2 separate regions of the Homo sapiens genome follow, and region 1 is linked to region 2. The links are chromatin loops, found by intact Hi-C in ENCODE. Cell type or tissue: HepG2. All regions are shown on one strand. Each heading gives the region's core, and the rest is flanking DNA. Links, peaks and the distances in the headings are about the cores only.

Region 1 (2,903 bases), core at 208-2,707, 85 kb before region 2:
AAGGTCTAAGTATACCCTAGTATACTGGAAACTAGTTGGGCCAGGAAGCCCAAGGAGGAGTAAGAGAGGAAGAGGGTGGTGTGGACATGGAGGTATAAGACCCCCAGAGCTGCACGCAGGCTGTGGCCATCTACACATGGGTCTGCAGCACCACACAGTGACACCAAACATTTGATGCCGTAGGGAGCAAGAAAACGTCTATAATCAATTGCTTCTTTAAAAGTGTGGTACAGGCCGGGCGCAGGGGCTCAAGCCTGTAATCCCAGCACTTTGGGAGGCTGAGGTGGGTGGATCACGAGGTCAGGAGTTGGAGACCAGCCTGACCAACGTGGTGAAACCCCGTCTCTACTAAAAATACAAAAATTAACCAGGTGTGGTGGTGCGTGCCTGTAATCCCAGCTACTCGGGAGGCTGAGGCAGGAGAACTGCTTGAACTCGGGAGGCGGAGGTTGCAGTGAGCAGAAATTACACCACTGCACTCCAGCCTGGGCGATAGAGCAAGACTCCGTCTCAAAAAAAAAAAAGTGTGGTACCCACAGGGTCAGAGTTTTCTTTTGTTATTTGTTTTTTATTTTGTTGTTTGTTTTTTAACCGACAGTACCTTTTTCGAGTTTGTTTCAGGAAAAAAAAAAAATGTGAGTTCTGAATTTTCTTCCCTACTTGCCCTCCTCCTTCTATCCCAGATACCTGGGGCTGTCCCCTCTTCCCTGTGGACAGTCACTCTGGCCCTGGCCTGAGACTGGATGTCAGCCCTGCCTCTGTGAGCCCTGCCAGCCCCGTCTGCTGACAGCAGCTGCACGCTGATGTCCAGACTCCACGACCGGCCTGAAGCCTGTCAGGGTCCAGCCAGCCCACTGTCCAGCCTCAGCTTCCATCTCTTGCTCCTCTCCCATGATGCTCCAGCCATCTGTGTGGAGCCACACACACCTGCTGTTCCCAGGACAGCCCTGGGTGGATGTTTACTCCTGCCCGCTCCTCTCCTGGGAACACCATTACCCTCCCCTTCGCTGCTTGGCTGACCCTTCTCTGTCCTTGAAGCCTCAGATATCACTTCCTTTGAAACCGTCCCTGCTCCCCTGGGCTGGATGCCCCTGCCTGTTCTTCTTCCCTGGAGCCTGGCCTGTACTGGGCTGGACTGGCTGCTTTCTGTGATCTCCTTCAACAGCGCCACTGTGATGGCCCAGAGCAGGGGGCTTTTATCCCAGACGTGGCAGGTGGAGCAGTGTCCAGGAGCCAGAACCACCTGTCTCCCGGATGCTTGAGGGCGGCAATTTTTGAGTGCGGTCCAGGACGTCCAGACCACTGGGGAACCCGTCAGCAATGTGGACGCTCCAGCCCCAGCCTGAGCGGTGGGATTCAAGCCTCTGGGGACAGCCCATGGTCTGCTCTGACCAGCTCTCCAGGGACTGTGCTCCTGCCCAAGCGGGTGAGCCCTGGCAGCTCTGCAGATGGGCAGGTGGACGACAATCCAGTCCAACCCCTCAGGCAGCCTTTCCTGGGCATTCAGACTTCAACGAGGGTGACATCATGTCCTGAAGGCACACTCAGAGAACAGAGAGTTTGTCACCCATAGCTTAAAACCAATATCAACCAACCACAGGGATGAGGCTGGGGCTGGCCTGCAGAAGAAGAGGGAACTGTGTGTTAGTCGGGGCCTCCAGCTAAGGGTGGCTGAGCCTGCCTGGGCTCAGAGGCCTGGAGCCACACATGACTGGGTTGGGAGATGATGCCAGAGGCCTGCTCAGCAGCCAGGGTGCAGGTGAAAGTCCAGGGCCCGAGGGGTGGACGTTGTCCAGAATTCTGGGGGTGGTACTTGCTGTTTTATCAGACCAGGAGATGGAGCTTGTCATGTTCCAGACTTAAATGTTATTGCCAAAAAGAAGCCCTAAACAGGCCACGGTGTCCTGTTTTTTTAAAATTACGGTTGAGAAATAGAGGTCCGGAGTGATGACAGGACGGGCCAAGGCCACAGGCTGCTGACGAGGGTGGTGCTCTGCCCTGCCCCTGCCCCTGGGGCAGCCCTGGTCTCCAGGAGCAGTGCCCTCAGAGCCTTGCTCAACCCTGGGGGCAGGCGGGGTCCCCAAGGTTGGCCTGTTCCTTCCTCTTCTTCAAGGCTGACAGGGGGCTGTCAGGAAGTGGGGAAGGGGTTTGGAGAACGCCTCCAACTCCAATTGTTGGAGGCTTTCTTTGAATTTGGGGTGTGTGGTTCCTTTTCTTCAATTTTTGTACAGTTCCTGAAGGGGAAATGTGCACCCCATGTCCACTCACTGAGGCCTGTGCCACACTGAGAGAGATAGAACTGGATGAGGTCCCCAGCCTGGCACCTCTCAGGGAACCTGGGGGCAAGGTCCCACAGGTAGACGGTCCCATGCCCAGTACACGCATCTGATGTGTTAAGATATTCCCCCTGACGTGTTCCAACCAGGCGTAAATAACACGCGACGTCGTCCTGACAGCAGATAGAGCTGACCGTGCCCTGTTGTCTCAACACTTATCTGTGGACACCATTTAAATATCTTTTTGGAGATGTTGCTGTGTTGTCCAGGGTGGAGTGCAGTCATGATCACGGCTCACTGCAGCCTCGAATTGCTGGCCTCAAGTGATCCTCTCACCTTAGCCTCCCAAAGTGCTGGGATTACAAGATATGAGCCACGCCTGATGCCTGGCCACTGTGGGGCACAATTTATAGAGTGACTTGTGGCCCTGCAGTTATGGGTAAGTAGAATTGGACCTAAGAGACACTTTGGCACCGGAGCAGCTGTCAGCTCTGCCGTCAGGGCCACAGTTGAGCGTTCGGGATCTTTTGGTATCCTCATAGCCAGTCTATTCCACACAAATGAGGCCAGAGGAACACCCTTCTCGTGAGTGGGGCTCCTGCCACTGTTCTGGGCCGAACCACAGGG
Region 2 (2,903 bases), core at 284-2,783:
ATGTATGGAGTGTGTGCACAATGAGTGTGTATGGTGTATGTGCAGGCATGTGTAGAGTGTGCATGTGTGTGTAGTGTGAATGTGTGGTATGTGTATCTGCACGTGTGCAGGGTGTAGCTGGTGTGTGCTCACTTGTTTGTGATGTGCGTATATGTGCACATGTGTTCATGCATGTGTGTACTTGTGTGGGGTATGCCTGTGTGTGCCCGTGCATGCACGTGTGTTTATGTGTGTGTATACGTGTGTGCAAGAGGAAACAGATGGTGACTTCGCTACAGCATTGTTTAGCTGACCCCAGTGCAGGAGCTGCCCTCACCATCTGTGTCCCCCTTTTCGGCAGCCCCAGCCGGAGTTCTGCCTCATGCCACACGTGGGTCCATTCCCGCGGAGTCTGGACTCTGGGTTAAGAGAGGTAAGCGCTCAGAAATAGTAAACCACTGTTTTCTTGCCGGCTGTTTGCCCTTATTAATTCAGGTAGCAATTACCCATTCTGAATATTTGGCAACTAATTAGTTTTCCCGTGGAGATGGCAGAATGAGGAATGCTCTGCTCTGACCTGATCCACTTTCTCAGTTCCCGGGGGCGGGGGTGGGGGGGCTAGGGGAGGGAGGGCACCGAGCGTGGGAGTGAGAGCTGCAGAGAAGTCTCCTCAAAGCCCGGGATGCCCTTTAGCTGCCGGGGTCTTGGCTAAAAATCTTTAGGAGGATAAAAATAACCCACCCGATGTTGGTTTTGTTGGGGCTTTCATGTCACGGGCCCATTTCCTCTGTGGGTGCAGCTCCTGGCAGTGCGCCGGATAACGGAGGAGGTGCTGTCAGCGCAGGCTGAGGGCTGCTCTCCAAGCAAAGAGCCTCCTCTTTTGGGAACCGAGTCCCTCATTTGGACTCGGGATCCATAGGAGACTGGAACCTGGACTGCAGGGACCCGACGCTCAGGGTGAGGGCACCCCTCAGACCCCAAGAGAATGGGGCCTGTGGAACACGTAATTCGGGGACAGGTTGGAAGAGGCACTCAGATGACCGTCTGGCCGAGCTTAGCTGGGAGTTGAATCAGAGATCGTTTCTTAACAACCACTAAGCCCCTTGGCCAACATCTGGCCTATATTTGCCTTTTTAGCTCCTGAGCTTTCTGCTACTGGGAAGAGTTGTCAGTGACATGATCTGGTTCCCGGAGGCACCTCTGAGAAAGGGTTCTAACTGATAGGAGGGTGCATGGACCAAGGCCAGCTCAATCCAGCAGCCTCCTGCATTGGAACAGCCCTCGGGCAGGAATCTATTTTGGGGAAGTGGTAGATGGATGAGCCAACCCATTGCACTGCTTGCTATACCTTTTCTGGTGGTGGGGAGGGGGCTCAGACTACCGTGGGGAGTGAATGCAGTTCAGGGCACCACAGACCAGCCCGCTGGCGGGGGAGGCTGCCTCCAAACGCCTCCCCGCACACTATGTCTGCAGGGATGCAGAAGCCTGTGAGTCACAGGCCTTCTTTCTGCCCAGCACAGTCATGCATTTGTGTCTGTGAAAGGTGCTCTTTGCCCGATGGGGGCTAGGAGGCCTCCAGGCCGATGTCCCCACCCATAGCTGTGTTTTAGAGCCTTGTCTTAGCTGTGGGCAAGACTGGCTGCCCGCCTTCCTCCTTGGACACAGGTCCTCTCCAGAACCTGAGGTGGGCATCAGCATTCTCAGACTGGCACCGGCTGGCTGCATGCCCCCTCCTTCTTCTGTGTCCCTGACACTCAGCATGTACCTGTCCGTCTGCACGCAGCTGGGGCCGGCTCCAGTCAGCTGCACACAGTTTGCCCAGCTCACCTACTTATTGTAGTTCAAGGCCAGGGACCCTGCCTCCTGTGTGTCTGGGGTTTCCCCAGGGCCTAGCTTTCACTCTGGCGGCCCTAGCGGGTGGCCGATGCTGGGTCACGTATTCGGACTGGTTTCCCTAAACTGCGGCAGCTGCAGTTCCTGTACAGATAGGCTCAGCGAAAGTGCCGGAGCCTTGGGTTCAGACCTGGCAAGTCCCGGTTCTGCCGGTTGTGTGTGACCTTGGGCAAATTCTTTCAGCTCCAGGAACCTCGCTTTCCTGGCGATTGCTGTATTTTGGGGGTAGATGACACGCATATTTGTCATTAGAGAGAACCACATGCTCCGGTCCCCAGCGGCGTGCAGGGGCTTCAGGGAAGAGAGTGTGCGGAGGGTGACCTTTGCAGTTTGCAGCTGGACAAGTGGCTTTGGGCCTCCCTGTAATCCCTCACGTGTCTGTAGGGTGAGCAGGCGTCACTCCTTCCTCCCTGGAGCTGAGAGAGTTCTCCTGCTTTGGCCGGGAATGACCGGCTTAGAGCTGAGGTGGGGGTGACACCCAGGTGTTTTCCAGGTCACCCAAGGGACAGGGTTGAAACAAGCACCATCCCAGAATTCCCAGGCTGGGACGTGAAGTGGCTTTGCGGTGCAGACCGGCTGTCTCGCGACGTGGGCCACTGCTTGCTTCCTCCAGGCCACACCTGACCTCGGCCTAGGAGTGAGCTCAAAGCTGCACACACAATCCCTTCAGCTGGATTGGGAAATGCAAAAACACCAGGTGCAGGGCTGTCGGTTAGAGTTTCCATTTACATTACCTGGGGCTTTTCTGTCCGGCTCGCCCTTCCCCCACCACCTTGCACAGGCCTTCACTCCCACAAGCCCAGGGGGTGGCGGTTCTTCCCAGACAGTCCACCTGGGGAATGTGAGCACCAGGCAGGCCTGGCCTCCCGCTGCAGACAGGACACACAGCTTCTGCGGGGGACCTGGCTCTGGCTGGGGAATTTTGACCTGCAAAAGGCAGACAGCCATGTGACAACTGTGGAGGCCGGGATCCTCGGTCCAAACCCCTCATTACCTGGGTGGCCCTGGGCAAGTCAAACCACCTCCGATTT

Evidence for each region. Peaks named below come from ENCODE experiments on the same cell type or tissue, not always from the same donor. Only the 100,000 strongest peaks of a DNase experiment are listed, where the experiment ranks them.
Region 1: it touches region 2 in a loop (6-fold over the local background); 3 of 110 quality-filtered maps call a loop at or near these places.

Annotation. Positions count from the first base shown.
Region 1 is chr2:8,658,304-8,661,206 of GRCh38, reverse strand. No RefSeq gene overlaps it. Among named protein-coding and RNA genes, the nearest start is that of ID2-AS1, 22 kb to the left of the region's middle. In HepG2, for the core only: a CTCF peak has its summit at 1,749; a DNase peak (open chromatin) is centred at 1,896.
Region 2 is chr2:8,573,399-8,576,301 of GRCh38, reverse strand. All of the region lies in intron 4 of LINC01814 (long intergenic non-protein coding RNA 1814), which reads left to right. Among named protein-coding and RNA genes, the nearest start is that of LINC01814, 8.9 kb to the left of the region's middle. RefSeq lists enhancers at 1,310-1,359, 1,380-1,429, 1,450-1,649. In HepG2, for the core only: no CTCF peak of the experiment used is centred there; DNase peaks (open chromatin) are centred at 1,511, 1,821, 2,251, 2,601 and 1 weaker place; H3K4me3 peaks cover 1,987 bases.